Regions from separate parts of the Mus musculus genome. Here region 1 is linked to region 2. A link is a contact called in ENCODE Hi-C data. All regions are on one chromosome and are shown on one strand. The core of a region is the stretch at or near the end of the contact, and the rest is flanking DNA. Distances in the headings are between cores, read along the strand shown.

Evidence for each region. Hi-C counts contacts between places; a loop is a spot of excess contacts on that map.
Region 1: a loop to region 2 is called in a map of heart, with 4 times the contacts of the local background. The contact joins the promoter of Brpf1 here to the enhancer-like site in region 2. A Hi-C loop is called at or near these places in 3 of 37 maps with a recorded cell type or tissue (heart and left cerebral cortex).

What each region holds. Positions count from the first base shown.
Region 1 is chr6:113,305,032-113,310,429 of GRCm38, forward strand. It overlaps Brpf1 (bromodomain and PHD finger containing, 1), which reads left to right and starts at 2,106. Exons shown (of 13, transcript NM_030178.2): 1 at 2,106-2,306; 2 at 4,772-5,377. The coding sequence starts at 4,782. It overlaps Cpne9 (copine family member IX), which reads left to right. Exons shown (of 21, transcript NM_170673.3): 21 at 1-540.
Region 2 is chr6:112,398,130-112,403,384 of GRCm38, forward strand. Gm38873 (a long non-coding RNA gene) reads left to right here. Exons shown (of 4, transcript XR_869357.2): 4 at 1-45. Among named protein-coding and RNA genes, the nearest start is that of Gm38873, 10 kb to the left of the region's middle. Within about 2 kb of position 3,987, at least 1 of the 3 ENCODE cell types and tissues checked has a DNase peak (open chromatin) inside an H3K27ac peak, as active enhancers do; it is heart, where a contact is called at or near this core.

The DNA of each region.
Region 1 (5,398 bases), core at 856-3,355, 910 kb after region 2:
CTTCCAAAGGTCCTGAGTTCAAATCCCAGCAACCACACTGTGGTTCACAACCACCATTAATGAGATTTGATACCCTCTTCTTGTGTGTCTGAAGACAGCTACAGTGTACTTATATATAATAATAAATAAATTTTTGGGCCGGAGCAAGCAAGATCTGAGCAAGCAGGGTTGATCAGAGCGAGCAGAGGTCCTAAAATTCAATTTCCAACAACCACATGAAGGTTCAGGTGTACAGCTACTGTGTACTCATCTGTACAGCTACAGTGTACTCACATACATAAAATAAATAAATAAATCTTTAAGAAAACTTGTTATACATACTTGAACACTTTTTTCCTCAGGACAGACCCATAGCTTTCATGAGATTTTCTAAAAGGTTCTTCACCCCAAAAGAGCTAGCTTTAAGACAACTGTGAGGTCCTAGTGGTACAAGCCTGTAATCACAAGTTCAAGGCCAGTGTAGGCAACTTATCTGGACTTTGTCATTAAAAAAAAAAGTTTTGTTTTGTTTTTTAATAAAAAAGAAACGGCTGTTGTGATATATCCCTGTCCTTGTGTGTGCAAAGCCTTCAATAATGAAAAAAAGCTGTATAACTTCTTTGATTCATTTATTTTGGTTGTTTTGTTTAGATAGGGTCTTGCTGTATGGCTCAGCCTGACCTGGAACTCATAAGCAGTTGGAGCAATCCTAATTCAATCCTCTTGAGTGCTGCGATTACTGGTTTATTCTGAATTTTCTGGATGAGTATAATAGCTTGTATTTTCTTTGTGCATGCGAATCTTATACAACAGACACTGTATTAGGCAATTTACAGTCTTCAACTCTCTTAATCCTTATCATAACCCCGGGACAGAGGGACTATATATTATCCCCATTTAATAATGAGAAACTCCGCTGCAATAAGCCATTTCTTTATAGAAACCACCGATTTTACGCCAGACCCCCCCTTTTGACCAGGAAACAACTTGGAGTGCTGGTTTTATTGGCATTTCTCGGGGGAAACGTGTCATAAGAAAACGTGCACTTTAGGGAGCTGAATACCAAGTCCGCATGAAAATAAACCGCGTTCTCAGTGACTCTAGCATCTTGGAAGACTATCATACTCTTCAGTGACAAAACTACAAGCACTGCTTGACAATGATGATCCCTGACATCCAAATTCTCTGAAACCCCCAGGAACTGACAGAATTTTCGAGTTCCAGGTTTACAATTGAAGAACCCAAAGAAGAATTTCCCACGATCACACTTGAGGTGTCAGTCATATTCAATGGGCTGTGTGTTTTGATACCGTCTTCCAATCAGCTACCGGTAACCTTGTAGTCCAGCGCTGCCAATCTGAGTCCTACAGTTTTACTGGAATGCACTGGAACCTCCCCAAACTCAGTTCCCTCATTAGGGCCACGCCTCGTCACCCTTCAGTCTCACATTTCAGCGGAAGCCCCGCCCCTTACGTTCCTAAGTCCCGCCCTTACCCTGCAGCACTGTGGTGCGCTTTCCCAGCTGTAGCTTCATCCCTAGTTTAGCTCCACCTTCCAGGCTTACCCAAAGCTCCGCCCTTCGTTACTTGGGCCCCTCGGGCCCACTCTTCCGGCTGCGGTCGTCGCATCAGGGCACCGCTTTCCCGCAGCTCCACCCCCTAAACACAAGCCCCTCCCGCGCCGGCCTAGTCTTCCCACGTCGCCCCGCCCCTGACCATATCTGCGGGCCTCTGCGGCTCCCTTGCGTTCGTCCGGCTCTAGGCCCTGCCCTCAACTCCGCCCCACCCGGCGCTCCCGCCCCGTTCCTCCCAGTCGCCTTCCTCGGAGACCAAGGCCAGGTCCCTACCGCAGCAGTCGCGCCAGCAGGAGGGAGGGAGCAGGCGGCGGCAGAGGGGGAGGGGAGAAGGGCGGGCTCCTCACGCCCAGCCTCGCGCTGCCTGTCCGTAGTCGCAGATTCGCCACAAACGGCCCGAGGACTCAGACTCCCCAAAACTGAGCTTTCGCTCGCCAGAAACTCCACTTAGAACATGGAGGCGCTTGCTGAGCCCTTTAAGGTGTCCAGAGATCTTTTTCAGACCGACAGGTTGGTCTCAAGCTCCTCAGTAGACCGGCGAGGAACCGTGGCGAAAGTGCGTCTATACAGCGCCACGGGACCACGTTTACCCTGGCGGACGCCGTCGCCGTCGCTGCTGCTGCCGCCGCTGCCACAGCCTTTGCCGCCACGGTCTCGCCGCTGCTGTTCCTGTGCCGCCTCCAGGAGCCCCCCCATTGTCCCGGCGGCACCGGGTTCCCAGGCCAGAAGATCCAAAAGCTCGGGAAACGCGAAGGTGCTTGCGGAATTGCGACGCTGGGGCACCGGCGGGACCAGGAGTGGCAGGGGTCAGCGCGGGAAGCCGGGGGAGCCGGGCCAGAGAGTGCGGGGCAGGAGCCGGGGCGGCCAGCTTCGCTTCCGAGAGTTCGGGTTTCCCCTTCTCGGCCCGTCTCTCATCGCCGGCCTCCCACACGGGGTTGGAGCCCCGGCGGGCGCCCCCGGCGATGAGCCCAGACTGGAGGTGGCCGGTGAGTACGGGCCGGGGCCGGGAGGTAGTGCCAGTGGAGAAGGGGCAGCCCTGGCGAGGCGCCTTAGGCTCCTCCTGAGCCCCTGGAGCAGGGAGAATTGACATGCCATTCGTTCGTGGGGAGCGTCCGCGGCAGCAGTGTTCCCTTTGAGGCTGCCTGGGCCAGAGGCAGAAGGGAAACCTTGTTTGACTTGTTACACTTTGACAAAAGGGAAGCGGCGCAGCATCCGGGAGATTGGGCTCTAGCCCCGCGGGCCTTGTCCCACCCCTTACCCCTTACTTCCTTCTGCTCCTGGAGTTCCCGGGAGTAGGTGCTTCCGCCATATCCAAGGGCCCCAGGGCTTTCAGAGCTAAGTTCTGGACACCTTCGTGCCTCTGACGCCAGGTCCCTTGGGGCACTGTGCTAGTTCGGGAACCAGGGCAGCAAAGCCAGAACGGCAGCGTTCACCAGGGACCCGGCTTGGAAAGTGTTGAGCTTGTTTGTACCTATAATTGGTTTTGTGTTTAAAGGCACAGCAGCAGGTAGGAAATAGAAGTGAGTTGGAATTGAATGTGTAGCTTGGCTGACTTGCTGTCGATAGATGGACGAGAGCTGCCCATTCTTGTAGTTAAGCCTCAGGAGAAGGAAGGAAAGGCTGAGAGTTAGTGTTTGTCAGGGAGGTTAGGCAGGCCCTGCATTGGTGGTCCTAGGCACTAGTTCAAACTAGTCCTGAGAGAAATTGGAGCGGTACCAGACTAAGCTGGGCTCCCTGGGGTTTGGTGCCATCTGCTGTCTCTACTCACCCAGAAACTGAGGTGGGGGAGGGTTAGCCTTTGAGAACCTTGGAACATAATGCCTAGATTTTTGTGATCATGTTTGTGTCCTGGCATTCAGTAGGCCCTGAGTTAATGTTGCATGAATCAGTAAATGAGGAAACCAAGTGTAGCCTGTGCCGTTTGTCCTGCGGAAATGACCATTTCACAAGGTTTCTCCCTATATCTCCCCACCCAGTTCCAGGGTGAGGTTCCCCATTAAGACTTCAGCGATGCACTGATTGTGTAGTTCAATGGTTTCTGTTGGAATCTAGGACTCAGTCATTGGCCACTCACTCAGGCATACAATAAGCAACGTTTAATGCGTAATCTGATCTTCCTCAACTCCTAATCTGGTGGTCTTCTCATTCAGCTATTCACAGGTTTCATGGTATTTGCCCAGGCTTGGGAGTCCAATGCATGCTAGGAACTGGGGATTTAGAAGTAAATAGGTCTGGTATTTACTGAAGATCTCCTAGTAGAATGGGAGAAAACCAGAAAATGTCACACTGGAGGTGAGAATAAAATGCCACGGGAACAGCTTTTCCTTGAGAGAGTGAAAAAAAGTCATAATAAAAGTGTCATTTGGCCGGGCGTGGTGGCTCACGCCTTTAATCCCAGCACTTGGGAGGCAGAGGCAGGCGGATTTCTGAGTTCGAGGCCAGCCTGGTCTACAGAGTGAGTTCCAGGACAGCCAGGGCTACACAGAGAAACCCTGTCTCGAACCCCCCCCCCCCAAAAAGTGTCATTTGAACTAGGTCTTGAAGAATTTGTAGGAGCCCACCATTCAACATTCCTAATTGAGAGCCCTTTGAACCTTGAGAGATTATAACATGTAGGGAATTTTATGCTGCAGTGTGAGCCCACCTCCAGTCTGGGCTTATTGTCGGGGGCGCCCGCCAGGGCTCCAACCCCGTGTGGGAGGCCGGCGACGAGAGACGGGGCCGAGAAGGGGAAACCCGAACTCTCGGAAGCGAAGCTGGCCGCCCCGGCTCCTGCCCTGCACTCTCTGGCCCTGCTCCCCCGGCTTCCCGCGCTGACCCCTGCCACTCCTGCCAAACCATAACTACTGAAAAGAATCTAGAAAGGAAGACTAGGGACAGAGAGCAAAAGGAATTTCTTGAATGTTATATTAGATGGTCTGAATAGAAGCTGGAGAGCAGCTGGAGGCTTTTAGTAATGTAATTGGTATGATCATTGCTACTTAGTAGAAGGATCACTCTTGTCACTTTATGTGAGACTAAGCCAAAGGAATTGAGACATAGGCAGCAATAGGTTTTAAGGGCCCAGACTAGGACCTTTGTAAAGAAGCTGGCACCTAGAGATGCTCTAAAGAGAGACTGGCCAGGATATCCTTGGGAAAGGAAGGCTGAAGAGAATCTACTGTATGGTGTGGGAGCTGGAAACTGTCAGGCCTGTGCTAATTGGTCTGTGTATTCTAGATGTGACAGCATGGGGGTGGACTTTGACGTGAAGACCTTCTGCCACAATTTGCGGGCAACTAAGCCACCATATGAGTGCCCTGTGGAGACTTGCCGCAAGGTTTACAAGAGTTACAGTGGTATCGAGTACCACCTGTACCACTATGACCACGACAGCCCACCACCCCCACAGCAGACCCCACTGCGCAAGCACAAAAAGAAAGGGCGCCAGTCACGACCAGCCAACAAGCAGTCACCCAGCCCCTCTGAAGTCTCACAGTCACCAGGCCGAGAGGTGATGAGCTATGCTCAGGCCCAGCGCATGGTAGAAGTGGACCTTCATGGCCGTGTCCACCGAATCAGCATCTTTGACAACTTGGATGTGGTGTCAGAGGATGAGGAGGCCCCTGAGGAGGCCCCTGAGAATGGCAGCAACAAGGAAAACACTGAGACACCTGCGGCTACACCTAAGTCAGGCAAGCATAAGAACAAGGAGAAACGAAAAGACTCTAACCACCACCATCACAGCGCTCCTGCCAGTGCTGCTCCCAAATTGCCTGAGGTGGTGTATCGTGAGCTAGAGCAAGATACCCCTGACGCACCACCCCGGCCCACTTCCTACTACCGGTAAGACCACCACCATCTCCT
Region 2 (5,255 bases), core at 2,737-5,236:
CCTCCAACAAGCAGCAGCAACAACAGCAGCAGGAACAGGAGCAGCAGGAGGAGGACCAGCAGGATGAGGAGGAACAGCAGCAGCAGGAGGTGGGGCAGCAAGAGGAGGAGGAGGAGGAGGAAGAAGAGGAGGAGGAGGAGGGACAGCAGCAGTAGCAAGAAGAGGAGCAGCAGGAGCAACCACCACCACAGATGCTCTGGGGATCTAGCATTTGTAGAGTCTCTCAAGAGTCCCCAGAATTCCAAATGTCATAAATGCGCCTGAACTATCTGCAATGGGAAAAAATTACACCCATGCTAGAACACAAGGCAAATCATGGTCAGCCGCTATGGACAATCTAAAGCAGCCCCATATCCCAAACCTGGAATTAGAACAAAAACATAGTCCTATAACATTTCTGAGTTTAAAGGAACCAAAATTCCCACACATTCTTCTACCATGTCTCTGTCTCATTTCATTTGTATTTGTTTTGGTTGGTTGGTTGGTTGGTTGGTTGGTTAATTGTTTGGGTGATTGGCTAATTGGTTGGTTAGTTTTACTGGCTTGTTGGTTGTTGTTCTGAGACAGGATCTTACTCTGTAGCCCAGAATGACCTGGAATTCATGGTCTTCTTCCCACCTCATTCTTCTAAATGCTGAGATTAGAGTCATGAGCCACCATGTCCACCTCTGCACACTCTACAGTACCCTACCAGAAATGCACTTCTGATGTATTTAGCTATTCCTCTCTTCATAGATACCCACCTTGTTTCCTATCATTCCCAATTAGTGTTATGATCATTAATAAACATGAACATATATGCTTCAGACAAGTTAGGAACTACTGGCTTATTTTACAAATAGATGCTGGTGCCTGGAGATCAGGAGAAAGTATATGAATGCCTAAGTGTGTCAGTGAGCAGACTCCTCAGGGTCACCCCTAAGAGCACAGGGCTGGCAGCAAATGGTTCTGATTCTCAGACCTGCCAGGCTGGTGCACACACCCCTCCCTGCTCTATCCTGTTGGAAACACTGGCCTGGAATTAGATACACATCTTCATTGGCACCCCAGGCATGTATGCAGACAGTTTCTAGCAGGCATTGAAGCTTCCAGCTTCTGCAAAGACACCTGCTTACAGCAAGCCAGGCCACCTAATCACTGGGTCTCATCACCCCTCAGCTTTGGTCCCCAGAAGGTTCTCACTGGATATGAAATAGGAGGCCCCCAGCTTTAGTTAATAGGACTGTGCATATACACAGACATAGACTATGATTTTACAACTTCATTCTCTTCTATTTCAAGCCTAAGGTGCTGGGGAATTTCAAGAACACTTCCCTGCACCCCATGTTCTTTCTTCCTTCCCTATGCACCACTGTGGCACCGGGTAAATTGAATTTCAAAAGAATATTATTCCAACTAAACATAAAACTGTGCTGCTACAAAACGAGTGCCTGCATTGTTTTGGTTTTTAACAACATGTGCCTCGCTTTAACAATGCTCAAGGAAAGAGGGAGTTATCAGGATTTTACAATACTCAGAACATACAGCCCAAGCAGACTCAGACCTGAGCTCACAATGGAAAAAGATCAACCTCTAGGGACAGGTGATCCCCCATTATCCCCACCCCTTACTGCATTACTTTCTAACCAGCTGGTCTCCTCAAAAGCAAGATGGCCCGAGAAGAGGGCTGTCCAAGACTCATTTCTTCCCTATTCCTATAACACAGGACAATGTGACCTTCCAGAGTCATACTGCAGCCTTCCATGGGATGTCTCCTTTGTCACCCTAACTGGCCTGAACTGGGTCCTCTATGTCCCCTAAACCCCAAGACCACAAGGCATTTGTTTTCCTTCCTTTTATTTGCCCACTATAATTTCAAAATCCCCAAAGATCAGGAATGGGACCCAGGAGCAGTAGACTGTGTGTTCAGACCATGGCGAGGTCCAGTGTCCTCTAGGAAACTGGAATGAGGATGTGGAAATGCAGTCAGTTGAATGCTCTGCCAATTCTACCCTCATCTTTCAGCAGAAGTAACTAAAAGGCCATTTAGATATAAACTTTAATCCTGGCTCCAGTGATTTCCAACTTCCCCAGACTTCATCTTGCCTGCCTGTACAATGAGGCTGAGGCCAGACCAAGGAAAGGAGACCTCTAGAAACTCTCTTTCCCTAACCCTAAAATCAAAAAGGCTAGAGAGAGATCCAAGACTGGTTCTGAAAAAGCTTGAGCCAGAGTTTGTTGGCCTAACAATCCATCTCTCAATTCCTGGTCCCCTTGCTGACCCCAGAATGAGGCTAACAAGAAGGTTGAGGAAAATGCAGTTTCACTCCTGTAACCACAGTAATTCTTGAGACCAGGAGACACTATGAAGAGCAAGGAAGAGATAGTCTTTACTGTTAGGAAGGAAAAGAGGCTACAAGCTTCACAAGCATCTCACTCAACTCTTACTACATCCTGAAGTGAGAATTTAAGCTGTGCCCAGGTCAAAAGTCAGGACTCTGAGGCACAGGAAGAAAATGATTGTACCCAGGTCTCCCAGTAGAACAACGGGGAAACTGTGAGTAGAGTATGTGTCCACTTGGCCTTCCCAACTTCTCGACCCCTTCAACCACATGGGACTTACTATCTTCAAATCATAATGGCATCTTTTTAAAAATATCTCTTCCACTCTTGGGCTCTAAACTCCAAGGAAGTGTCTAATGGTCCTCTGTACCCCTTATATTATTCTCAGTGTTGTTGAATAGGTGGATGGGTGGAAGGATGGATGAATGGTCTTATGGGAAGAAAGATATCTGGACAGACAGAGGTATATATAGGTAGGTGGGCAAACTGAAGAGTGGATGGAAGGTAGAACAGATCTACCTAGGAAGACGAATGGACAGGTAAGTGGGTGGGTGAATGGATATATGAAAGGACAGACAGACAGATGGATGGACAAATGAATGGGTAGATAATCGATCCTATGAGCATTAAGAAGTCACTGAAGACTTGAAAGAAGGAGACTGGCACACAGTGGCATAGAGAAGCACACACTAGGACCAACCCTCAAGAAGATCTCAGCCCAGTCAGAAAGGGACTTCACAGAGACTCAAAACATCTCTAGTCCTGAAATGTCACTTGTACAGATAGAGGTTGTGACCCCAGCCAGATAAGGAAGGATGTCCCTGTGTTCTAGGTGGTAAGAGGTTGGGGAGACAGCCTGGAGGAGCTATGGATAGAGCAATCACTGCAGCATAGCAGGACTTAGATGAACAGGGAGGAGAAGAAAACAAAGGCTGACAGCGAAGTCTGTGGTCTTCCTGGTACATCCCACCAGGGGAGGGTAGCCTCCATGCTTCTGCTCAGCAGGTTCGTGGCACCACTTTTTCATAACGAATTGGTCCAGTGACCCCCTCACCCTAGAGGACACTGGTACTACCAGTGTGGGTACACACCCACATACATGGGGGCTCTACATACCTCTTCCCAGCTGCCAAGAGGTGGTGGCCAGTAACCCAGACACCCTCCTAGTGACTTATACTGGAGCCCCAAGAGGCCAAAGCCCAGGCCATTGCTATGAGGCTTCCTGACCACCCCTTGCTTCCATTCTCCTTCAGGGCAAGCATTGAAAGTGGCGAGAAAGGCATGGACTCTACAGTAAGGGGACAAACCTCTTCCTAGCTGAATAACCTTGGGTAAGTCATTAACCTCTCTGAGCTCCAGCTTCACGGTGGAAAGTGGCATCTCCATTCCTCATAGAGAAATTTCAGTGCAAACAGCAGTGAGCAGGACATAGTTAGTCAACACAGAGTCTGATGCCTTGAGCAGGAGCCACCGCTATTACATATTGGAGAATAAAACTAAATCCTTCCTCCATCTGGCTGGAGAAGTTTAGACGCTCTCCAAGTCTCCAGCTGGGAGAGAAGGAAGAGGACATGTGATCTCTCCACCCACTGACACCTCCAGGAGACCCATATCCACTGGGACTAGCCACTAGCCTGGGTGTGGGCTGGGTAGGGCAGGCTCTGGGACTCTCTGACGCATTCTAGGGCTCTCCAAGGTAAAAAATAGCTTTGCTTTGTTCGCCTAGACACACACCCACTGGACTGGCAGCACGCCCACTGGACAGGCAAGTGGTGGGCTATTTCAAGCTGCATAAACAAGCCTCCACCAAGCCCCAACCTCAGGCCTCCAGAGAGCGGTATTAATAACCCACTATCTCATTCTCCCAGGCCAGAAAGACAGGAAGCAGAGCTCTGAGGCTGGCCAGTCCTGGTGTCCCCCACAATCCCAGCTGACAATGGCCACAACAGGACACTCAAATGTCATATTTCCCGCAAGTAAACAGAACACACAAAGGCTATGGTCGTCATAGTAACGATAACACCAGAAAATTGTTCTGACATATTTCACTGGCTCCCGGCTGCCCTGTTCCTACCACAGGGGCTCATCACTCCTCTCTTACACACTCCTCAGATCTGATGTCGCTGGGGCTTCTCTATCTGTTCTTCCTCTGCTCCATTGGCCCCCCCAACCTTCATTCCCACCTCCTCTCCACCCATCTAACTGCCCACACCCCCTACGCACGCATCTGCCTCCAGAAATCTTTCCTCCAGCTGCCCTTGCCCAAACTAGAGTGGCTCTTTCTGTCCAGCCTCTCATGATACACAGGGTCCATGAACATGGAATACCTCAGCACAGGGGACCTTGCAGGACAGAGATGTTGGTATCTATCTATACTGTGTCACTTCAGTTTGATGGTTAGGTATTTCCTGAAACAATGATTGCTCTTAGCCCTTCGGTGTGTCCATCCATAGGACTTTGCTGCTCCACACACACACACCCTAGCATTGAATCAAGTGTTCAGCTGTCTACTTATGAGCTATGCACCCATGCATATTAAGTTATCTTACAAGTTCTCTGCAGTGAAGAGAGACACAGAGTTGGTCAGGCTCAGTTACATTTGCTTTCTCTGGGAAGACTTGGACAAACATCTCTTCACTTCAGACAGGGTGTCAGTGACAGACTAAGTTCGACCAAGTTCAACCTGATAGACCCCCAAAGCATCACTGACACCCTGCCCTGCAGAGCTGACTCCAAGCCTCACCCTCTCATGCACTCCATAGAAGCTGCAGTGTGGAGTCCCCCTTTCAAGTCAATCTTCCATTTCCTTCCAATATGCCTTGTAGCTGGCAAGCATAAGGCAGGACTGAGTCGTGGCTGGAATCCCAAGTGAGGATTCGATGGCCTTCTCCTCTTCCTTCTTTCTAGAGAGAGTGTCGACAGCCCCATTCTCA